Regions from separate parts of the Homo sapiens genome. Here all the other regions are linked to region 2. A link is a loop called in an ENCODE intact Hi-C map of the cell type or tissue named here. Cell type or tissue: ascending aorta. All regions are shown on one strand. Links, peaks and the distances in the headings refer to the core of each region. The heading gives the core; the rest is flanking DNA. Region 1 overlaps LOC105372984 (a long non-coding RNA gene). Region 2 holds the start of DISP1 (dispatched RND transporter family member 1). Region 3 overlaps TLR5 (toll like receptor 5).

Region 1 (8,342 bases), core at 2,007-7,006, 60 kb before region 2:
AATAACTGTGTTACAAGATCATTATCAAGATCTTTAAGAATTAGGTACATCCCTCCAAATTAAAACAATTGATAAATAATATAAGCTCTAGAAAAAAATATTAATGGATTATTTTCTTATTTATTTGTCAAGAAATTTTCAAAACCTGGAAAGATCGAACATGGAAATCATTGTTAGATAACACAGGGTGTGCTGGCCAAAGTAACTGTGATACATTAATAGCAAAAAACAAACCAAAAAAAAAAAAAATGAAAAACACAGGGCCTGCAGTAGTAAGACATGAGTTCCAGTTTCACTTCTCCCATTTACTAGTTGTGTGATTTGAGATGTCTAGATTTCTGAGCTCCAGTCTACTTTGTAAAATATGGGTGACTTGACTTTGCTTGTTATTGTTATACAGAATTATGAGAAATAATAATTTATTGTTGTTTTAAGCTTTGGAGTGGTTTGTTATGCAGCCATATATAACTGAAATTATAGCTCTAAGAGAAGAGGAAGTTGGAATTAATTTAATATGAAATCAAAGACAGAAGTAGGCCTGGAGCATAAGGAGTTGTGAGTTGAATATAGTAGGATAGGATAGATTATGCTGCACAGACACCTCCAAAATCTCAGTGTCCTAAAACAAGAAAGTTTATTTCTTTCTCTTGAGAAGTCCACTGTCAGTTTAGGTGGCTTCCCAGACAGGTGTTCTCCGTGTGATAGCTCAGTGTTGCATGCTTCTTTGATCTTATGTTTTCTCCATACTGTGATGTGCTCTCGGGGTTGCTGGAAAAGGAACAGCATGGAGAGTTAAGCAGTGGCAATCAATATCTCCACTAAAAATGAATCATGTCACCTCTGTGTATGTTTCGTTCACCAAAGAAAATCACATGGCTATAATTAATTTTATGGGTGTCTGAGCCTCCTAAGATAGCTGAGAAAAGGAAACACTTTCTTCTAATGGCATAGGAGATAAATGGTAGGCTCAAGGATCAATATGATATTGATTTAATCTCAGCTCTCCTGCCTCTTTGTAACCCAGTAGCTCTGTGCAAATTACTCAACTTCTCAATGTTCTCATCTATAAAACAGGTTTGAGACAGGAAGCAAATATAATTTGAACCAGCTTTATGCAACAAAAAAGAATTTTGTGGAAAGTACACTGAGTTATCAAATGGACACCAAAGGGAGATTAGTCTCAATAGGATCTAAACAGTGTGACAAGCAAGCACCCAACAGGTACTGTCTGTCCATCTCTCATCTTTCTTGCCCATGAGGAAGATGCCCACTCTATAGCTCTTGATAATTCTTCTGTTCAAGTGACTGATATACTAGTCTTTCGTCCCCATTTCAAAGCATAGTGTGGATAGAATCTGTTTTGCTCCTTTTTGTCAAGTATCACTCTCTAATTCAATTAATTGTGGCCAGGGAGATGGAGCCTTGTAGTAGCAACATGGTTATGGGACCTATTTCTGGGTTAAGATGGTTCTCAGGAAAAGGAAATTGCAGTGAGCTAGGTAGGTATCCCATGACTGTTTCATGTTAAAATTGAGGAAAAGCACGTAAAGCTGTGGCTCTAATAAGGTGCTTAAGTCATAGTATCAATTACAATTATTAATATTTATGATGGTTAATTCTATGTGTCAACTTGACTGGGCCACAGGATGCCCAAATTAAACATTACTTCTGGGTGTATCTGTGAGGATATTTCTGGATGACATTAGCATTTGAATTGTTGGACTCAGTAAATGGATTGCCTTCCCAATGTGGATGAGCACCATCCAATCCACTGAGGGCTTGAATGAAACAAAAGGCCAAGGAGGGAAGAATTTGCTCCTTTTTTCTGCCTTATTGCTTGAGCTTGGATATCTCATCTCATTTCATCTTCTCCTGCCCATGGACTGGGATTTACTACCTTGGCTTCTCTCATTCTTAGGTCTTTGAACTCAAACTGATTTACATCACTGGCTTTCCTGGGTCTCCAGTTGGTGAATGGCAGATTGTGGGACTTCTCAACCACCATAATCACAATAAATTCAGTTCCTCATAATAAATCTCATTGTATCTATCTATCCAATTATCTGTCTATCTACCTATGTCTCTATAAATCTATGCTATTGGTTCTGCTTCACTGGAGAACCCTGACTATTATAATATTGAATGAGAATCCCGGTTTCATGGATTCTGAACGGCTTGTCCCCACTGAAGAGTCAGTCTTAGGTCTTCATCTGACATGTTCTGTTAGTCCAGTTTCAAGGTGAAGTAAATCTGAAGGTTTTATCATATTGCAGAAGTGACCAGGTCTATCAGTTAAGCATTGGTTACTTCAGTCTTAGGTGTCTGATCATACTAACAATCTATACCTGATTTACTTACTATTTTGCTTCAGAATAGCCCTAGGAATGGACTGTTTTTGACTTTTCCATTTTCTAAAAAATTATTCACCTCTTGAATATCCACTTATTGATGATTCTAAGGAACTAGGTGGGCTTTTCCCTTTCAGACACCCCTCTCTCTCACAAGAGAAAGAGGGCTGCTCTCCTTTCTCTTTCTTTTGCCCATTAAACCTCTGCTCCTAAACTCAAAAAAAAAAAAAAAAAAAAAAGAACTAGGCAAAACAAAGTGTGATATTTGAATTGAAGAAGTGGATTTTTATCTAGCAAATGTTATACTCTCAATTTAATTTTCTTTTTCACTAAAAGAAAAGATTCTCTTATGGTCAGTGACCATATGCAAATCAATTGAATCTTGAGCAAAATATAATAAAGAAGACAAATGGAACCCAATACCCAGATCTTATCAGGCTATTCCTGCAGGATAAGTCCACAGTTTCTTTAATATTAAAATTAATTCATTTATTTAATATTAATTGGACATCTACTATGTGCCAGTTTGTTTGTTTGTTTGTTTGTTTGTTTTAGGTACTATTAACAAAGAAGACAGAAATCTCTACTTTCCTGTTAGCCTTGAATTCCCAATAGCTAAATGATTAGGACATTCAGTCTTTGTATGGTCAGCCTCTCAGATGGTCCTCAACGATCTCCACCTCCTGCTATTCATACCTTGTGTAGTTCCTTCTCACACTGTACCAGGGTGATTTATGTAACCAAGAGAATATGGCAGAATTAATGATATGCCACTCCAGAGATTGTTATAAAAGATACTTTGGCTTCTGTCTTGATCTTTCTCACTACTTTTCTCTTGGATCATTCATTCTGAAGGAAGCCATCTGCCATGTTATGAGGACACTCAGCCAGTGCAGCAGACTGAATATGTTCCCCCACAAATTCATATGTTGAAACCCTAATCCCATTGTGATGATTTTGGAGGTGGGGCTTTTGGGAGGTAATTAGGTCATGAAGGTGCAGCCCCCATGAATGAGATTAGTACCCTCTCAGAATGGCCTGGTGCAGTGGCTCATGCCTGTAATCTCAGCACTTTGGGAGGGCGAGGTGGGCAGATCATGAGGTCAGGAGATTGAGACCATCCTGGCTAATACGGTGAAACCCCGTCTCTACTAAAAATACAAAAAATTAGCTGGGCATGGTGGCGGGTGCCTGTAGTCCCAGCTACTCGGGAGGCTGAGGCAGGAGAATGGCGTGAACCCAGGAGGCTGAGCTTGCAGTAAGCCAAGATCACACCACTGCACTCCAGCCTGGGCGACAGAGCAAGACTGTCTCAAAAAAAAAAAAAAAAAAAAAAAAAGAAATGGCCAGAGAGCTAACTGGCTCTCTTTCAGCATGTAAGGATACGATGAGAAGTCAGCAGTCTGCATCCCAGAAGTGTGCCCTCACCAGAACCTGACGATGCTGACGTCCTCATCTCAGATTTCCAGTCTCCAGAGCCGTGACAAATAAATTTCTGTTGTTTACAAACTACCTAGTCTACAGTATTCTGTTATGGCAGCCTGAACTGATTAAGACTTGGAGAGCTCATTGTGCTAAGAAACTTTCATCTCCAGCGAACAACCTTTGAGGAACTTGAGGCCTGCCTACAACCACGTGAGTGTGCTTGGAAGACCGCCTTCCTCCAGCCTGCAGAGGATTGCAGCTCCAGGCAACAGCTTGCGTGCAACCTCATGAGAGATGCCGAGCCAGAACCTCCCAGCTAAGCCACTCCTGGATTCCTGACTCATTGAGAATATGAGATAAATGTTTATTGTTTTAAGCTACTAAATGTTATGGTAATTTCTTATAGTGGAATGGATAACTACTTCATTTTTTATTCCTAAATATTCCTAAGGACTTCTGAGGATAAACTCATCCAAGAACTATAATGCACCCAGAAGGAGTACAGGAATTTTACCTTACTCCCTCAAGGCTAGATGGAACTCACTGAGCTGTATCAGATAAGCTTCCTGCCTTACTGCGCTGTGTGGGGGCCTAACTAGGCAACCATTGCCTGCAAGTTGAATCTGGCTGTTTTATTTGCCATCACTGCCAATTCCCATATTTGCCACCTGCTGAGTCACCCAAAGGGATTTTCATTGTACCAGGAAAAACACTTCTACGAAATATTAGTCATGAGCATCCCAAAGTGAAAAAGTTTAGGTACCCAGAAAGTACAGCTTTTTAGCGATAAAATATTTTACTCAGATATCCATAACCATTTTCCTCAAAGCACAATCATAATGTCAAGTTGACTCAGTAGGAAGGTATATAGTTCATTCTCGCACTGCTATTAAGAAATACCTGAGATTGGGTAATTTATAAAGAAAAGAGGTTTAATTGGCTCATGGTTCCATAGGCTGTACAGAAAGCATGGCAGCATCTGCTTGGCGTCAATCATGGTGGAAGGCAAAAGGGAAGCTGGCACTTCACATGGCAGGAGCAGGAGGAAGAGAGAGGGGGAAGGTGCTACACACTTTTAAACAACCAGATCCCATAAGAACTCTGTCATGAAAACAGCACTACCGGGATGGTGCTAAACCACCAGAAACCTCCTGCATGATCCAATCACCTCCCACCAGGCCACATCTCCAACATTGGGGATTACAACTGAACATGAGATTTGGGTGCGGACAACCATACCAGAAGGGGTTCCACCATTGGCCATACTCTATAATCAGAACCAATGCTCTTCACCTACAATCCGGACACTGGTATAGCACTTGTCAGGGGTCCAGACTCTCCCTCTTTTATAGTAGGTTTCCTCTTGAGCCTTTATTATCTTTCCATGCTGTCTGGCCTTGGTCAGTGTCATCCCAGCCCATCTTAACTCATTTTTCTCTCCTTGAACCTGAGAGAAGATGTTGCAGTCCTAGTCCTTTTCCTCCCAGGAGGCATTTCTGCCCTTTGCAAATTCATGGATGCTAAACAAAATGTGGAGAAAACATATTGCCCTGCTCTATCTGGCAGCTTCCAAGATTCAATGATATATTGGGAAAGGAGTAACTCACTTCCCCTTCCAGCAACATGTAAGCCCTAGACTCCTGCCAGGCCAAAAATATCCCCGATTAAACAAATTATGTAGCAGAAAGTCTTTGAATTAATAAACCAAATTTGAATAATTATCTGGTTCTTGATGTTTTTAGTTATTTATTATGACCATACTTCATTGTGCGTAATGCAGGTAAATGAAAGTTAATTTTATTATTTCTCTTTCTAATGATGGATTCATATAAACCTTTACCTTCAGAGTGGAAATTCAGGGAGTCTCAAGTGATCAAAGAAGCTCTTTAGCAAATGCACACAGACAATCTTACCCCCCTTTATCTTCATACATACAAAATTCAAATGTCTTTCCCTGACTGGGCAGTCCTGCCAAGAATTGTTTGGGTCTTTTTCATCTTTGTTGGTGAGGTGGTCCTTCAATTATCTGTAAATGTTTCTATCCTCTGCCAAATTACACCACTTCCAAATGCAAGATATAATTATTTCCTCTACCTACAGCAAAATGAAGCCAAGTACACCTTGAATCATTTTCATTCTCAGGTATCTTATATAGGTTTGCCAAGAGCCGGGAAACACAATGGTCAGCTTTTTAGGCAAAAGTGTTGAAAGCTCTTTAGGGAAAATCTTCTCTGTAAGTTTTCATTTAAGTTGGGAACCAGAGGGGAGTGTCATGGTTCTATCAATCTGAGTTTAATTTGGGTGGGAAGTATTTTTACTGGGAAAAAGAAAATGAAGGGCCCCCAACAAATTACTCAAAAGGAAGTGGATATTATTTTCCTGGAACATTTACTTAATCTGTCATCTTCAAGCCTGCCCTCAGGCTTGACTGGCTGTATAAATCAGGACAAAGTGGCAGAAACAAAATTCTCTTCAGAATTGAGTGAATTTCTGTAGAAAACGTGTCCCAAGGTAAGCATTTTATGATGGTCTTTGGTGTCTTGGGGAAAAAATTTGTTTCAGTGACAGAGCAAGATGACCCCAAGAGTAAGATGACCCCAAGAGCAAGACAGCTCCCAAGAATGTGGTGATGGTGGGAAAACCTACTTCTTTCTCTTCAAATTGTAAGAAGGTAGTTCTTGAAACTTTGTATATAAAATTATTAATGCCAATTTTAAGGAACTGATCAAAATATCAACTTTTGCCTCATTGGCTGATGTGATGGCTAGTTTCATATGTCAACTTGGCTAGGCTCTAGTATCCAGTTACTTAATGAAATATTAAGCTAGGTGTTGCTATAGAGGTATTTCATAGTTAACATCTACAATCAGTTGACTTTAAGTAAAGGAGACGATGCTAGATAATATGGGTGGGGCCCCATCCAGGTAGTTGAAGTCCTTTAAGAGCAAAACCCTGAAGAGAAAGAAATTCTGCCTCAAGACTATATCATCAGCCGGGCATGATAGTTCATGCCTGTAATCTCAGTACTTTGGGAAGTCAAGGCAGGAGGATTGGTTGAGCCCAGGAGTTCGAGACTAGCCTGTGCAACACAGCAAGACCCCATCTCTACAGTCAGAAATTAGCCTGGCGTGGTAGCATGAATCTGTTAGTCCCAGCTACTCGGGAGGCTGAGGCGGGAGGATTATTGGAGCCCAAGAGATTCAGGCTGCAGTGAACCATGGTGGTGCCACTGCGTTTCAGCCAGGGTGATAGAACAAAACCCTGTCTCAACAAAAACAAAAACAAACCAAAAAGAACCCCTACAGCTTCAAGTTTTACATGAGTTTCCAGCCCGCTGGCGTGCCCTACAGATTTCAGACTTGCCAGCCCCCATAAGGATGTAAGCCAATCCCTTGAAATAAATCTCCTTGATTCTGTTTCTCTAGAGAACTCTGACTGATAAAGCTGTTACCCAACATGCATTTAGGAAGTTACGACTACCATATTTAGTTAACTATCACGTGGGCCAGTTGGCCAATATTACCATCATGCGGTGTGCAGGACAGCTGTCTTCTCTGCTTCATCTTAGTTCACACAGTCCAGATTTAAACATGCTTACACTCTCACATTCTTGCACAAAAACCTTTCAAATGACGTTTAACATCTTAATATTTACAAAGAAGTACCTGGGCCTGTGTTCACTCTTTCTACAGATTAATGGCAATCACGTAGAACTGCGTAACTGAGAACTAAAACCTTTCCATCCAGCTGGCTGTGGGACAGCGAGTGGATAAAAGACAGGCCCAGCAGTTCCCACAAGAGGCAGAACGTGAATGCCTGGAATCTGAGAAGGGAACTTGGAGATTAAAGGAAAAGCATAGTGAGTATTCAAGAGCCAGGAAGCCTAGATTTTAACTCCAGGGTCTCTAGTCATTAGCTGGGGGGCCATACTCAGGCCAAGTTTCAGACTTGTCCTCAAAATGAGGATAATAAAAGCCAGCATCCCTACAAAAGGTGAGAATTAATTGAGATCCTGTATGTGAAAGCATTAATCAAAGCTCTATACCAATGGCACATCAGTGTTACCTTATCTCCTTTGGTCTCTTCAACCCCTATCAATAATATCCAGAAATAGAAAACTGGACAATGAGAACATGTGCTAAAGACTATTTCTATGCCCTTCTCTGCATTAATTCCCATAGGAGGTGTGATTTTATGGAAAACAAAATATGTTATATTCACTCCCTCCACCCCATGTTTATACAGTTATAATGGTTCAATTTAGTCCCTATCTATGGAGAAACATGTCATTGTGTGGGAAACATATATAATAATATACTCTTCACCATATAATAAGCTCTTCACCAACTTTCGGGGTTTGAGAGAGCTTCTTGTCTGGGGTGGAAGTGAGGGAAGAGGGCAGGATGGGGCAAATGGAGTCTTAAACCCTTCAGCTGATAGTAGTTTAGGAAAGAGACACCGATCATCATCTTCATAGCAATTAGAAACCTAGAGAGGTGGGAAGAACTCTGGATAATAAGTCATGAAAATTAGATTCTAGTCCTGACTCTGCTACTAAAAAGTTACACG
Region 2 (8,342 bases), core at 2,229-7,228:
CCGGGGGTGGAGGTTGCAGTGAGCTGAGATCATGCCACTTCACTCCAGCCTGGGTGACAAAGTGAGACTCCGTCTCAAAAAAAAAAAAAAAAAAAAAGAAAAGAAATAACCTGCTATGGTTCTACCATGTCTACTCAAGGCAACTATAATCAACCTGTGCTTTATTGTTTGATTTTAAAAGTTTTTAAGAGAATGCTAAAAATAAAAGAAGTGACTTCTCACTAACTAGAGAAGTAGAGAAGGTGTAGCCCCCTTTAAGGCATGAATCCATTGTTTCTACAGGAAAAGTTTTGCCTCAATATTCCCAGCCTGTAGTTAATTCTGTTTTAGGAAATATGTTTCTTATCACTGAGACACAGAACTGAAAATTCATTCTGTTACTTACCTACTGGTGAGATTTCCAAGTTAGGATTAGAGCTGCGGGTCTATTTTAGTTACCAACCATGGAGTGAAATTTTTACTGAAAAACAAAGGCTTGTTTTATTAGTCGCTGTGGAATTTAGCAGGTGAAGCTTTCTCTGGCGGCAGTATCTCTGCTTAGTTTTGATTTTCCTGGGAGGAAAATGAAGTGAGGCTTGTGCACCAATCAAACACGTGGAATGCCCATTGCTTTTGCAGAGAAACAAGCAGGATTGGAGTTCAAAAGTATTAACTTGAATAAAAATCCTTAGGAACACATCCACCCAGATTTTTAGTTAATGAGTATCATGCCAAGTCTCCCTGTTATGTTTCTTTTACACATGGAATTTCCATTGGTTTAGCTCTTAAAGAGGTCTGAAGCAGAACGGCATCCCTGTGGAAATCACATGTTTTATTTGGATTCCACAGGAGAAAAGAGCTGAAAAGGGCAAAATATTATTTCTATTAGAAATGTATTTACTTCAAGAAGATATGAATCAGTGCTAAAAATGTTTTTGCAGGATATACAAACATAAAATTACATCAAAACACTGAGGGGAGAAGGAAATGGAGAATTATTGTTTAATGGATACAAAGTATCATTTTTGGGAAGATGAAAAATTTCTGGGCTGGGTGCGGGGGCTCATGCCTGTAATCCCAACAGTTTGGGAGGCTGAGGCAAGAGGATCGCTTGACCCCAGGAGATCGAGACTAGCCTGGGCAACATAAGAAGACCCCCATCTCTTAAAAAAAAATACAAAAATTAGCCAAACATGGTGTTGCATGCCTGTAGTCCCAGCTACTCAGGAGGCTGAGGTCAAAGGACGGCTTGAGCCCAGGAGATAGAGACTGCAGTAAGCCCAGATTGCAGCACTGCACTCCAGCCTGGACAACAGTGCCAAATTTCTGGAGATGATGACGGTGAGTAATATTTGCACATCATTAGGAAGGAAATGGCACTTTAAATTTAGTAATTAATTTTTCACTTTATGTAAGAGATGTTAAGATCTTCATAGAAAATATCTGGCCTTTAATAAGCTGCAGAAGAGTTAGGAATTATTAATTGGAGATCCCTGGCTGACCTTATTTATCACTCATTTCATAATCTGTAATTAATGCAAGTTTGGTGTTGTGATTGCTTCCAAGTGTAGACTAGTTGATTTTGCCACAAATTTCTAAATTACTGGATTTAGTAGTAATTTAGTAAATTGCCACTAAATTACAAAGGGACGAGGATATAGTTTTAGACATAACTGCAAATATATCGATGTTTATGTTGGTGGTAAAAAAAAAAAGTAAGGAAACGACATATACCCATGTATGAACTAAAGAGAATGTAGAATGTGTAAATAAACTTTATGAATAACTAACCTTATTAGCTCTGTTAATTAACCCATCTACCTGTTTGAGCCAGTTGGCGAGTACGGAAAAAAAAAGTAGGAAAATTTTCCTTAAAATTTTCTCTCCTGATTCAGATTAACATATTCACTATCTACTGTCACCCACAAATGGCTTTTGAACAGCTCTCACAGTTCCGCAGTCAGGCTGATGCCATTATACAGATGTGGGTAAACTCCAAAGATCAGGAGCTGAGTGGGAGGAGACTGAATAGTGCACTTTCAAGGATTTCACAGTAGTTTCCTCAGTTGTTGAGAGACGAGATTGTTAGCTAATCCTGTCTCTGGGACTACTGAACTATTTAGCCTTAGGAAAACCACTATGCCTAGCTGGAAGGGCATTAGTTCCTTCCTCTGTTGACATGCATGGTTTCCAAAGTCTCCTTCCACTTTACACTCTGATTGCATGATTCTCCCCACCTGTGTGATTTTAATAGTTAAAGTCATCTAACCCATGGTAATTGTGACAGTTTTCCTGAATGGACCAGGCAGCCATGGAGGTGTGCAAATCCTTCTCCTGTTCTTGAGTCTGAGGAGAGAAAGTGGCTCCAGAACTCTGGTGCATGCTATAGAATGAGTGGGCAACCTTGTGTCTTGTGAATTGATGTCTTGGGGTTTGATTGCTAGGAGGGGAAACCTACTAAAATGATTCTTAACCAAATGGGGGGTTTACTGGAAGGACACGGAATTTTCGTAGAACTTAAGGGCAGAACATTTAGCTGGATCTCATAAGGGACTGGGGAATCAGAAACTGAAAAGAAGGGAACTAAGATGTTCACCTCTCAGATAAGTCTTCTCTTTTTCCATCTTTCTCTCCTTATCCTTATTTCCTTCTCATCATTCCTGTTGCTTTCCCCCTTTTCCCATCAGTTTTGAACATCTTACTCATGCCTAACCTAATTCTAGGTTTGGACATTTCTAATTTAGCATGCAAGAGTGGAGCCCTATATGTGCATTGCAAAATCCATGCATGTGAGACTTTCTAGGCCTGTTTGAGTTCAGTGTTCATATTTGGTCTGGTTTGCTGTGGCAATGAGTATGGTTCGTTCAGCTCAGTGCCCATTCAGAAGAGACTCTTGGAGCACATTATCTTAAACAAGGATTGGAAATGAATATGCTCCTTAAGATTATTTTGGTTGCAAGCAGCAGCAATCTTCTTTGACTAGCCAAAAAAAAAAAAGTTTTGGAATTATACAGGGATATCTCCTATAACCAAAGGAAACAGGGCAGGTCCTGGATCTTTGGCAAAGGGTGTTAATAGATTTTTTCTTTAGGGAACTGCCATTTGTGACTCAGTTCTACTGAGTAACTATATTCTCTCTGTGTTTCTCTATGCCTCATTTAAGATTTCTGGGGCAAAGAGTCTAAATGGTCTGGTTTAGGATATGCCCACCTCTGAATTAATCTGTTATGTAGACAAGGGACATGGTAGCGCAACCAACTTGTCTCAGTTTTCGCAAAACTATCCCAGTTTAAGCACCGAAAGTCCAGCATCCTGGTATCCCCCTGTCTTTAGCAAACCAGAGTAGCTGGTCACACTAGGACATGGTCGCTTGTGCATATGTGGCCCATAAAAGGACTGCCTCTATGTATTTCAGCCATTCCTACAAAAAAAGGAATTGTGAGAAGCTATAAGGAAACATTTCACAGAGTGTCTATTACATTCTACTTCTTGGCACCCAGCGTGGGCACACACACACACACACACACACACACACACACCCCCCACATCACACCACATACACACTCTCTTCTTTCCATCCTTTCAAAAATACACCTTGCCGCTATGTGAATCAGTTATTTCAAGTATCACCACAAATGGACTACTAACCTTCCCAATGGGAGAAAACCCAAACGCGTGACCTTTTACTTCACTTAGAGTTGATGTTATGCCCTCTAAGTACAGACTTTCTACACGATATCCATTCCTCATTTTCTTCTACTGTAATCCTATCTCCATATATTGCAATGTATGGCCTTTTGCTGGCAAAAGGAGAAAAAAAGAAAAATGTATGTATTATACCATTCCTTTTTAAAAAGGCAAAGAAAGGGCTTGGTGTGCAAGAGAGTATTTATTAAACACTGGTAGCAAAGAAAACAAACAAAAAATGCAACAGTCCTCATTACTGTAGCTGGTGTTGAAGCTTCTTTCTTCTGGGCCCATTCCATAGTTCCCTGTGACTTCAGTTAGCATCTCAGTTGGTTGGGGTGATTTGCTCAATGCAGCAACCTGAGGGGTATGATCCCTTGTGGTCCTGCCTTTATAGGGTTGTGGTAGCCGTCTATTGCCTTTACATCTGGGTATGGCAGTTCAAGAAAGCACCCTCAAGGATAAAACATGCTATTCATGATGTATTATTTTTCTTTGATGACTAGGACAATCCCCCTAGTCAACCCCATGACTCACTGTTTTGTCTATTCCCTTAGATGACCCCACGGATTCCGTTGCACGGAGTCTCTGAAGTCCAAAATTTTTAAGCATAGGGCACAACGTTCTTCATGATTTGGCCTTGTCTCTTCTCATTATGCTTGCTCTTGCATCTGCCATCTGACACTTTGCTTAACTCCTGGCCAGCTACCGGTACAAGCCAAGCTCTCACTCCATAACGTCCTTCTTCTCTGCATGCCCTTCTCCACTGTGCCTGTCCTTTAACTCTTATTCATCATTTATTTCAGTCTCAATTGAAGAGTCATTATTTCTAGAAAGCCTTCTCCGCCCAGCTCTCTACATTGCACCGTTCCCTACAGCACCACCAGAGTGCCTCTAACACTTGATGGTTTCATTGCTTATATATTTTTGTTTCTGTGCATAAGCCTCCCGAGGGAGCCGCCGCTGTTCGATTTATTCTATAGCTAGTTCCTCGCCCTGAGTGTAAGCCTCACGAGAGTGGGGCTGTCCTCTGTTCGCTCTATCCCCAGCCCCTACAGCAGTGCCTGGTTGTTCACAGGCCTATATAGCAGGTGATAATAATCTGAATAATGAAAGAAGAAACACTGTCTTGTGGCGTGATTTACTTCTGTTTTTACTTATGTCAACTTTTAACTAGATTGTGAGGACAGAGGTCAGTGTCTGAGTCATCTTGTGCCTCACTGGGCTTGGGCAGAATAGACGCTTGGTCAAGCATTTGCACACTGGTCGATGGATACACTAGAAAGAGCAGGAGCGCGAGAGGGAATTTTTTTGGCGCCTGCCTCGCCCTTTCAAGCCAAGCCCCTCTGCCCTCTGCCCCTTGCCAGCCGCCCGTCGCCCGCCGCCGGCGATCCCTCTCCCGGGGAGCGGTAGTCAAGCGAGGCCAGCGGGCCGGGAGCGGGCCGGGAGCGGGCGAGGGGCGGGACTTCCGGTCCCGCTCGCGACGCGGACCGCGCCAGGCGGAAGCCCGGCTCCGGGCCAGCATCCGAGAGCCCGGACTGGAGGTGAGTTCGCAGCCGGAACGTTGCAGGCACTTGTTTCCTCAGTGGATGCCTTTCGGCGCGCCGCCGCCCGGCGCCGCGGGACTGGGAGACCGGGTAGGGACGGGAGAGTCGGCATCTCCCGCGCGTGTGGAGGGAAATCCGGGACCCCAGGCTTGAGAGAAGGGCCAGGACTGAGAACGGGGAACCAGGAGAGCCCTAAGGGCAGCCTTTAGGGACTGAGGAGGGAGGCACCGGGGACCCTGAGGCCAAAGAGGCCCTGAGACTGGAGGTTGCGGATGACACGGGGCAGAGTTGCATCTCGGAGGAAAGTAGTCATTCGTGGGGGCGTGTCCCGGGTCCTGGCGGATTGACTGAGAGGATGGCAGGAGATGGCAAAGGTTGGCTTCCAGGGAGAGGTTACAGAGGAGGGAGTCAGTCCTTCTCTGAGGGTCGTAGGTGAGAAGGACGTCTTGACCTAACGAACCAGAAAGATGACCAGCCACCTATTGGATGCTGAACTCCTATTGCTTCATTTGCAATTCATGCAGTTTGTTTTTTGTTTTTAGAAATATATCCCGCTCCGCGCGTGTGGATTTCGGGAAAATATTGTATATTCCTAGGGACCGCTCGAATTCTTGCTTCACCCAGATTCTGCGTGTCTTTGTCAAACTGATAGTAGTTGAGAGTTCTCTTCACCCAAGGAAGACAACCAAAGTTTTCCTTTTGGACTCTTCTCTACCCTGCAGAGTTTAGCTTGTCTTATTTCCCTTGTCATGGGATGAACTAAATGCGTTCAGAATTATGGTGATAATCACATGGAAAGCCAGTGCTGTCAATGTTTGCAGTTTCAACTCATTGTTTTTCTGTCCAACTTTCTAACACATTTTTTCTAAAAGCTATTTTGTTGGGTTTAGTCTTTTAGTTTAACCAATAAAGGCAATTTTACATCAGGGTGCAGCAAATTACTAGCAGTTCTTAAGATTTTACTGTTCCTTTTTATTTCTGCTGTAAGGAAATATATATATATATATATATATATATATATAAATATTTGCCATTGTCAGTGTTTTTTAAAAATATTGATAACCCAAGATCTGTTGTTACACGCACATTAGCACATTTAGTTTTCCCCAGTGGCCAGTGTTTGGTATGTGGGCTCATTATTATTACCAAAGGTAATTATTGATTTAGTTATTATTTACCTTGCATTTATGTTTTATTGGATGTGATTAATATGTGCTTCCTAATCTACATAATATAGTGTTTCACTCAGTGTAATTACAAAGATTCTCCTAGCTTTTAAGTAGGTAGTAAGTGAATTGGATTTTTGCCACAAAGTGAGCAAGGTAGCTAGGAAGAATCATAACACTGTCACTGATGGAGGGTGAGATCTGATGATTGCTTTGCTTGTTTCAGGTGTTTCACATTTCAAATGTTAGAAGTTTTTGTTTTAAAAATTACTGTATTAGTACAGGTAACTTTTAGATCTGATTTGGTGGTCTGACTTGAACTAATTCAGGAAAACTAGAACATTTTATATTTATTGGTACTGCGATATCTTGCTAGCTTATAAATTCTTGATGGCCTTGAATATCTGTGCTTGAGTGAAATACACAGTTATAACGTCCTTATGTTTAGGAGGACTGCTGATATTTACAAGTGTAAAGCAAGGCCTAAACATAAACAGTGCCTTAACATGTAAATGAGCATATTGAATAAGTTTTCAAATTACAAAATGAAGAGATAACACTGATCTCTAAAGTAATTGAATTAACTGCCATGTTAATTTCTGTATATGTCTCAATTTAATCTTATTTGTTTAAGTAGACAATATTGTTTATCTGATAAGACTTGATTTTATTTTTCTTCCGCCTTTTCCCATGGTTTTTGAGAAATAAAGCACTTGAGAAAGCATGCAAGTCTTTAGACATTAGTTCATGGTTGGAGGAAGTGCTCGTTGTTGAAACACAAGAGCACTTGCCCTCTTGGGCAAGTTGGGCTAGCTATATATATGAATGGTATGTTGAGGTTGGATTGCCCTGTATTCCGGAAAATCTTTGGAATTGTATTCTTTCTTCTAATTGTTTAGTAAATTTAGCTTTCTCTCTAGATAAATTATTTTTGTTATTCCGTAGGATTTAGATGTATTTTACAGTTTAACCAATAATGGCAGTTTTTGATTAAGTACAGCGAACTGCTGGCTATTTTATAGATTCACTATTTCTTTTTATTTCTGAAATATGTACAGTGTCTGTATTGGAAGAACTATCAAAATAGTGATAACCAAAACACTGTCTTCATATACACATACATTTGTCTTCCTTAATCTCTAGTTTGTAAAATACGAAATAATTTGCTAAGTTGAGCTCGTTGCTTCTATGCCCTTTGGTTATCAATTTTCTGATTATATAGTACGTTCTCAATTATCGGCATACTCTAGTTAGAAAGCCATTTCCTGCCACTTGATAGAATCAAGAATATTTGTTACAATGGGGAAGTACAGTTTTTGGATGAGGAGCTACGAAAGACTGCTGATCTGTTAACTTAAGGTCCAGCTGCTGCACTGCCTCTGATGAAAAGCATGGCCCTTAATGAGGTTGACTCACACAGGGTTGACTGCTTTTAGTAATACTTTCTGTCCTTTTCCTCTGGTGAGTTAGACCTTTTCTCCAATAGTGACCAAGATGACTTGGGCCTCAGAGTGACTCAAAAGGGGATGAATCACTGCAGTCCTGTTAGTAGGGCCCTGTCCATTCTGCTGAATCTGATCCCATAAATCTTGGCACATTTTCCAGCCTATAGGCATGTAGTTATGACTGTGAACCTCTTGTTTAGGTTATTGTTTTAAAAATACTTTTAATACTAAATCATAATTTGTTGGATTATATAAATAGACTCAGTTTTGCTTTGAGTGAGGCATCACATTACACTGTAGATGAACTTTTCTGTTAAAGTGATAGGCTATAACTCACAATGGCAAATATTGTAGAAAACACACTGATTGCCCTTAACCTTTGTTGTTATTATTAGTTTTGTTTTTAATTTTGAGAGCCTAAGGAATAGAAGAACTATTGGATAAATGATTTGCATGGGGGGGTGGGGGAAGTTGACCACTACCAGTGACATACTAGGGGTCTTGATGGTGGGAGCTGT
Region 3 (8,342 bases), core at 1,087-6,086, 320 kb after region 2:
GGACTTGGGCAGATTCAGAACAGCCCCACGTCACTTGCTTGCTTCTTTCTCTCCTACCTGGGCCATCACTTCTCTCCTGCCAGGGAGTGGTTATCTGCTAGTATTATACCATTGCACCATCTGCTTCTGAGAGTGAGCTTGTTGCTTCCTTCTTCCTTATCTGAACAGAGCTTGAAAAATCATTTTGCATCTTTGTAGCATTTCCCCCAAATTCAGAGCATTTAGGGCTATAGCCATTCTGAGACCTTTCTCACTGGTCAGACACTGCCTGATATTCATCTTTGCTCATGGATCCTTATTTCTGTCTTTAGTGTATATATCCTTAAAATCTAACCAGGAGGGTGAGGTCATTCTGGTTTCCTTAATTCCCAGCTGGAAGAAGCTTTAAGCAGGGCATCAATGCTGTTGGTGGCCAGTTCTGTGAATTTCACGTCAGGATGCCTCCAGCATCCATTCCCCTTCTTCCAATTCTGCAGCCACTGCTTGGCTGCAAGGCTCCACTGCCTCCCCTCTAGATATGGGAGACACCACCTTGCTAGTCTCCCATAGTAAGCCTGACCCTGACACACACACCCCTCACTTACTATCTGAGGGGGCTTCCTAGGGCATGACTCTGATTAGAAGTCTTCACTGACTCCTCATGCTCATATCACTCAAACTCTTCAGGATGACCTCAGGGTCCCCACCACAGACTCTAAGTGAATTCTGGAATGGTTGACTAGAGAGGCCCTCAGGGCTTGAACCCTTTCATTTCACAGAGCAGGAAACTCCAGCCACCCTGCCTTCCTGGCTGTATCTACACTGGCATCCCATCACTGCCTTGTGCTCGAGATCTAACTTGCCATTCTCAGAGTCTGCCCTCATCCCCATTCTCTCAGCTTAGGCTGGTCCTGGGGCTTGGAATGCTCGTGAATGTCTCATCTGCTCATCCCATTCCAACTCCCCCGTCAAAGGCCACCTCAGAAGCCACCTCTGCCATGAGAATTCTACATGCACTTCTCACACTTCTATGTGCACTAGTTTGTTTTTGTTTTTTTGTTTTGCGGCAAGATCTCGCTCTGTTACCCAGGCTAGAGTGCAGTGGTGCAATCAGGGCTTACTGCAGCCACAATCTCCTGGGCTCAAGTGATGCTCCCATCTCAGCTTCCCAAGTAGTTGGGACTACAGGCTTGTACCACCATGCCCAGCTAATTTTTGTTGTTGTTGTTGTTGTTTTTGTTTTGTAGAGACAGGGTTCCACCATGTTGCCCAGACTGGTCTCGAACTCCTGGGATCCAGCGATCCACCTGCCTCGGCCTCCCAAAGTGTTGGGATTCCAGGCATGAGCCACCATGCCTGGCCTATATGCACTCTTTATCTCCGTCCCCTGGTATTCTGGGTACATTTCCATCATGGCATTTTTATTATATTATGCCTTCTCCACTAGATTGTAAGTCTTGAGGGGCAGGCACTCAGTTTCATTCATGCAGGATCCCCCTGTAGTACCTGGCACAACTTAAGTACCCCAGCAATATTTTTCTCCATTAATATTTTGAAGACAGGACTGGGCATGGTGGCTCATGCCTGTAATCCCAGCACTTTGGGAGGCCAAGATGGGAGGACTGCTTGAGCCCAGGAGTTCTATACCACCCTGGGCCACATAGTGAGACCTTGTCTCTACAAAAAACAGAAAAATTAGCCAGGCATGCTGGTGTGCACCTGTAGTCTGAGCTATTTGGGAGGCTGAGGCAGGAGGATCATTAAGCCTAAGAGTTTGAGGCTGCAGTGAGCTATGATCACACTGCTTTATTTCAGCCTGGGCGACAGAGAGACCTTATATGTATGTATATTTGTACATATGTATATATATATGTACAAATATGCATATATTTATATACGTATCATACACACACAGACACAGACACACTATGACACATTTTTACCAGAAGCACTTACCTCGTTGTCCTAGCAGAAGGGACTTCTAGTATGTTCTTATTCTAGGGGCAGAGGGTCCCTGGTTGTTTAAAGACTTCAGTTCCTGAGACTATAGGAATCTCATCACAGTGATGGTAGTCAGTATTTTATTTTTTGGTGAATCAGGAGAAAGGACTTTTTGTTTTCCTAAGGGAAAATAGGAAAGCTAATTAAGAAGAAGAAACAAAAAATATTATGTAGATATTTTTCTATGCCATACAGCAGTTTTCTTGTGGAAGAATTGCAAACTTTCTGTGTATCTCTACTAAATGGAATTTTAATTGGAAAAGATCAAGACCATTTTGTAAATCAAGGCGGACAGAACACCAAGGTTGAAGTTGGGACCTTGAGAAATCTCTGGCCCAGCCTCTTGTTCAGAAGGTGGGTGTCTAAGCCATTCAGTTCCTCTGGGACCTAAAAATCTCTTTCATGACATTTCTGGGGTCATTTGGTTTCCAAAGACTCAAGCACAAGGATGAGGACAATTCCACTGTCCCTATTGTCCAGTGAGCAGAGAACTTCCAGACAAAATGGTCTTGCGGCTCTCTAGGGACAGATAGAACTAAGGTCACTATGAGAGTGAGACATTTCTAAGCGGTACATCTAGGTAAATTATGGCTGTGTTAGAAGACAGTGCACAGTTATTGGATTTCGGGTTTCGGGTGAACAATGTCCTGAAAGTTGAAGAGTTGGCTTATAGTGCTTTTCATTATTTGATAGATGATTAACTCAGAGAGGTTAAGCACTTGTCTAAGATCTCACATTTATTACACTGTGGAGCTCGGATTTGAATCCCGCTGCAAACTTAGTTGTCACTGTGACCTTTGAACAAAACAAAATTGAATATGCTGCAAAACATCCACAGAGCCTCAAAGCGAGCTCGGAACCTGAAACGGCCCGCCTGAGACCTCCTTGAAACGGTGATTCTGATTCATCAGGGCTGTGGCTGAAGGACCTGAGAGTCTGCATTTCTAACGGGCTCCCACGTGATGCTGCTGCTGGTCCACTGACCACACTGTTAGCGGTGAGAACCTAAGAGTCTGTAATTGCCTCCCTGCTCATTACCCCCATGCCCACGTGAGCTGCCTCGTTCTTCCAGGATAAGGCATGGCTAAGATGCTGCACGATTGGTTTTGAGAAGGGGCTATACTAATACATTCACTTCCCCTTCCTCCCCATTTTTCTCAGCGCTGAAGAGTGAAGCATCAGAGAGTACCTCAAAGAAGATTCATGTGAGGCTTTGAGGAGGAGGGGATGGATGGGTCATATCGCTTTACTAGGAGCTAAGGAAACGGGACAGCTTGGGTGCGACTTCTGATTTCAGGAGATGCGCTTTCCCTAGAGACCAGCAGAGGGCGCAAAAGGGGCAGGGACCGAGGGGGAGGAGCCCGCGGAGCCGCGGCCGGAGAGTCGAGCGGGGCGCGGGGAGCTGCAAGCGTCCCTGAGCTGAGCTCCGCTGGGAAGTTCCTATCGCTTGCGCAGTAGAGTGCATTTAGACATTTCAATGACAACTAAATTTGTAGCTGGATTCAAATCCTAGCTCCACAGTTTAGTAGGTGTGTGAGCTTGGGCGAGTGCTGAACCTCTCTAAGCATCAGTTTACTGCCTATAAAATCACAGCAATAAGTTTCTACCTCCCACCCCCGCCGCCCCTACCCCGGCAGCAACAGCCTGCTTCCGGCTTCCAGGGATCCTCCAGTGCCCAAACCAGAATATCCAGTTACCCATGCTTAATACTCCAACAGTTCTTGCTTGCTGAAGTAGGCAGCCATCATTTACGCAACTACACCTTACCAGAAACGCCTTCCCTTTAGAACACTGAAGGGGAAAGTTAGAGAGGGAAAGGAAATTTCTCAAGGCACTGGGGTGATTTTGTGTTTCTTTAGCATGAGTTACCGGAAAGCTTCCTGTGTTTTCTTTACTATCTTTAGGTGGTGGTTCCCAGCATCAAAAAACAGCAAAAACAGCAGCAAGCAAAGGCGCTGATACTCTGAAAAGTTATGTTGAAAACACATGGTTTAGGTACAGAATGGCTTCCCCGTTGTTTGCACATTATAACTCTTTAGCACACAATTTTAAAGCATCTGATTGAAAGAAATAATTTTTAGTGATTATTAAAAACGAACAACTAGCACAACATTTAAAATCGTCGGGAAAAGGTGGCTCGCCCAGAAAGTGAACATCCCTACCTGTCTCCAGGTTCGGACAGCGCCAACATTCTCAATTAGAAAATTAACATCTGAGGCTCCGACATCTTCCCTGGATGCTAAATCCTGTGTATTGATGGGCAAAGTCAATTGCCAGGAAAGCTGGGCAACTATAAGGTCAGGGGGCTGGAGCAGATGAGAGTAGGGAAGTCCAGTATAGCATCCCTGAAAGTAATGACACAGACAATCTGCTAAGCGCTGCAAAAATCATTTGGAGTGTGATGTAAATTGGAAACAGCTGGGGTGGGGGTGGTGACCGGCAACTAGGAACCCTATTAACCTGATCAGTTAGATACGAAATGGGAATGTGAAGAGAGAGTATCAAACACTTGAGAACTGTTCTGAGAGGGATGTGTAGTCTGTGCTGGGCTAGCAAAGGAATCAAGAGAAAGCTTCCCAGGCAGATAAAATCCAATGCACCCTGCAGCTGCTGGAGACACCCCCTGATGCAAGGTAAGCCCTGAAGAGGTTGAGAAGGAAAGGTGGGGGGCACTCAGGCCAGGATGAGGATGCCCTGAGAGGAAGATGATTTCACTGGTGTTGCCTGAGGGACTGTAAGCAGGGACAGGTGAGGCTGGGGAGCGCACCCCTGCTGGAAGCACAGGTCCCCACCCTGTGCCCAGTGTCCTGGGACCCGAAGGAGGTTTACTGCATGTGGAATCTGCCTGGGCAGGCTGCCCAGGGTGGCTATGCTCCATTCTGAGTCAGGGCAGGGAGTCAGCTAGTTGATTTGGCTCCAACTTGCTAGTGGTGGTTACTTTCGAGATACATGAGACCATGGCAAAAATGCTGGGCTGGGAGAGGATAAATATCGGTTCTAGTCCTCCTTCAGCCACAGTCTGGGTATCCTAGACAACTCTAACTTTCATTGTCCTCAGTTTCTGCATATGTATAACGGTGAGTTTGAAATGGAAGCATTTTTAAATCCTTGTTAACTCTGAAGTTATCTAAGGAAACTTGCTGAGTATCATCATGACAGCAATCATAGACCAGGGCCAATCCTCCCTGAAGCAGAACATTCCTTCTTCATTCTGGCAAATTTGCAAGGCTGTTACACCGGATCTTGAAGATACATAGTGGAAAATGATGTTATTAATGTACCGATGAAAAAAATGGAACCACATATATCCTAGCTTTAAATAGCAACTTTTTCCCCCCTCAAGAAATTACCCTCAGAGGAGCTTATGTCTGCGGCTAGATATTTTGAGATTTGACTTTTTTTTCCCCCTCTCCTTGTATTTCTGCTTTCCTAGGCTCACCTCCACCTCTGTAGCCAGCTCCCTAGTCATTGGTCCAGGGCAGGTATATGTCAGAACCCTACCAGGAATAGCCTGCAAGTTCTTCTGGCTTTGATTTTCCAAACAGGGCCTTAGGTTGGGGACACAAAGTCTTTGCCAAGTTGGGGGAAGAGGGGTGGGGTGTGCTGATGGGTAAAGCAGAGAGACATGCTTCTAGAAACAGGAAGACAGGAAGGGAAAAGGGGTCTGTCAGCACCAGGAAGACAGGACTCTGGCAGGACCCCAGTGAGTTAGCTATGTGGTCTGGAAGCAGTGAGGACTTGCTAGGCAAGACAGGCACAAGAGTGCCTTCAGTGGTAACCCGAGTGGACCAGATGGGGGAGCAGGAGATACCTGCACCCGAGCCCCTGGGATCTTGGCAATGCATAAGAGATCTGAAATTGTGACACAGTGACACAACCTGGGGTGATTTCTATGGTTGCTGGCCAGATGAGATGAAGGCTCTAAACTAATATTAATATCTAGAAAATAGAGGAGAGGCAGTATTTCTTGCACATCTGTGCATGCTAGAGATTCACACTCACTACCCTTTTGGTTCACAGGTTGGGAAATAAAAGAAAAGGTAGTCTTGAAGCTATCTGAACCCAGTTATATCTCTGACCAAGATGAGGAGGAATCTCAGACCCCAGAAACTCAGGACTAAAAGTGACTTCTGATTTTGCCTTTATCATGGTCTTCTGAGTTCAAATCCAGACAGTTTCCCTGACTGTAAAATGGGATGGTTATGAAGAGTAAATGAGATGGGACATATAGCTTATATTTTTTGGTCCCTTGCAATACTTTGCATGTGGCAGATTGCTTGTTGACTATCAAATTATTTATTGACTGTTTTTTAAATTTTTTTTTTTGAGACAGAGTCTCACTCTGTCACCCAGGCTAGAGTGCAGTGACATGATCATGGCACAACCTTGAACTCCCCCGGCTCAGGTGATCCTCCCACCTCAGCTTCCCAAGTAGCTGGGGCTACAGGCACATGCTACCATGCCCAGCTAATCTTTCTATTTTTTGTAGAAGTGGGTCTCGCCATGTTGCCCAGGCTGGTCTCGAACTCCTGGGATCAAGAGATGTGCCCGCCTCAGCATCCCAAAGTGCTGGAATTACAGGCGTGTGCCATTGTCCCTGGCCTTATTGACTATTAAAGCTAGTCCAACCCACAGTGAACCTGGGTCCAGAGAGATACCTGGTTTGGTGACTGTGGAGAAGCCACGTTGTCAGTAGCATCAGGAGTATGAATCTTGTAGTAGTGTCAGGAACATGAACATCAATCTATGGTAAAATACAAACTTACTTATCTTGAATTTAGCATAGTGGTTTAAGTACATGGACCCTGAAGACAAATATGCTAAGCTTGAATACTGGTTCACCACTTACCCCTCAAAGGTACTCACAATAGTCTGTAGCTCAGAGTAACTGCTATCTATGCATTTGCTATTATTGCTGCTTTTACTGTGTTATTAATTTGTGCACAGTAAAAGAGAAAATGCCTGACTAGCACTATTAGGAAGGAAAGTTGTTTGGAAGCATTTGAGGGAGTCTCATTACAGGCCAGTGAAGTGAGAACCAATGATTTCTGTGTTGCAACACCCTGTCACTGGATTTAGCAATACCATGACTTTGGCAATTCCCCAGAAGGAAAGTTCTATGGGGCACTTGCAGAGGACAGGAAAGGAGGAGAGGAAGGTTTAAATGAAATATAACCAAGTGAACAATATGAATATTTATCCATATTCCTTTAGCATAAATGAGCTCCTTCCCTAGTGTGGTCAAAGGGAGGCAGATCTCTCTTACCATAAAACAAACAGAAAGTCTTCTCTTGAGCAGACCCCTCCTTCCTTCTTTCTTTTATGGCCAAATTCCTCAGACAAAAAGTCTAAAAACCCCACCCAATGTTTCCATTGCCCAGTAACTCAGTAACTAGCCTCTCTTTAACCTCCTCAGGTCTGGCTTTTTAAATTTTTTTTTTTTTTTTTTTTTTTTTTGAGACCAGGTCTCACTGTATCACCCAGACTGGAGTGAAGTGGTGCGATCAGAGCTCACTGCAGCCTTGAACTCCGGGGTTCAAGTGATCATCCCACCTCAGCTTCTGGAGTAGCTGGGGCTATAGGCATGTGCCACCATGCCCAGATAATTTTTGTGTGTGGGGGTGGGGGTGGAGGGGTCTCACTATGTTGCCCAGACTGGTCTTGAACTATTGGTTTCAAACAATCCTCCTACCTTGGCCTCCCAAGGTATTACAGGCATGAACTACTGTACCCAGCCTCTTTCTTCTATGAATCTCCTTGTGGGTTTTGTTTTGTTTTGTTTTGTTTTGTTTAGCATTGGGCAGCTTTGGCCACCTATTTCTTCTTGAAATATCTCTTCCTTTGGCTTCCTTAGTTTTTTCCCTATCTTTCTATCATTCTATTTTCCAACAGATACTTTTCTTTTTCCCACCCCCATGGCTTCTAGGTTTCCCCAAGACCTTGTTCTCTGCTTCAGGCTTCTTCCATCAGTGACCACATTTGCTTTCACAAGTTAAACTGTTGCCACTATGCTCCCAAAATCTTTCTCTAGGCCTGACCTCACTTGTACTTAAAGTGTGTGTTTCAGTTGACTCTAGAACATTTCCTTTTTAACATCAGACTCAATATGTCTCAAAGTGACTTGATATTTTGAATTTTGAAAATCCTCCAGGAAACAAAAAAATTTTTGCGTAGTACTCAGAGACATATAAGTGGACTTCTCCCCAGGCCAGGGAATCCTACACCTGCAGCACACCATCTCCACCTGCCTCATAGGTTTGAAAAAACCTTGTCCCTTACTCTTTGATATGGTTTGGCTGTGTCCCCACCCAAATCTCATCTTGAATTGTAGCTCCCATAATCCCCACGTGTTGAGGGAGGAA

Evidence for each region. Hi-C counts contacts between places; a loop is a spot of excess contacts. Peaks named below come from ENCODE experiments on the same cell type or tissue, not always from the same donor. Only the 100,000 strongest peaks of a DNase experiment are listed, where the experiment ranks them.
Region 1: a loop joins it to region 2, with 4 times the contacts of the local background. A loop is called at or near these places in 2 of 110 quality-filtered maps.
Region 3: a loop joins it to region 2, with 2.3 times the contacts of the local background. A loop is called at or near these places in 3 of 110 quality-filtered maps.

The regions. Positions count from the first base shown.
Region 1 is chr1:222,750,571-222,758,912 of GRCh38, forward strand. LOC105372984 (a long non-coding RNA gene) reads right to left here. Exons shown (of 4, transcript XR_922641.3): 4 at 612-768. It overlaps FAM177B (family with sequence similarity 177 member B), which reads left to right. Exons shown (of 6, transcript NM_001394345.1): 6 at 1-434. Among named protein-coding and RNA genes, the nearest start is that of FAM177B, 18 kb to the left of the region's middle. In ascending aorta, for the core only: no CTCF peak of the experiment used is centred there; DNase peaks (open chromatin) are centred at 3,991 and 4,401; H3K4me3 peaks cover 833 bases; H3K27ac peaks cover 2,525 bases.
Region 2 is chr1:222,809,869-222,818,210 of GRCh38, forward strand. DISP1 (dispatched RND transporter family member 1) reads left to right here and starts at 5,171. Exons shown (of 9, transcript NM_001377229.1): 1 at 5,171-5,210. RefSeq lists an enhancer at 4,562-4,621 and silencers at 4,862-4,941, 5,032-5,131. In ascending aorta, for the core only: no CTCF peak of the experiment used is centred there; a DNase peak (open chromatin) is centred at 5,223; H3K4me3 peaks cover 2,015 bases; H3K27ac peaks cover 2,039 bases.
Region 3 is chr1:223,130,540-223,138,881 of GRCh38, forward strand. TLR5 (toll like receptor 5) reads right to left here. Exons shown (of 6, transcript NM_003268.6): 3 at 6,639-6,724; 4 at 4,143-4,325; 5 at 1,936-2,100. Among named protein-coding and RNA genes, the nearest start is that of TLR5, 8.5 kb to the right of the region's middle. In ascending aorta, for the core only: a CTCF peak has its summit at 3,295 (motif pointing right); DNase peaks (open chromatin) are centred at 3,342 and 4,842; H3K4me3 peaks cover 1,480 bases; H3K27ac peaks cover 1,553 bases.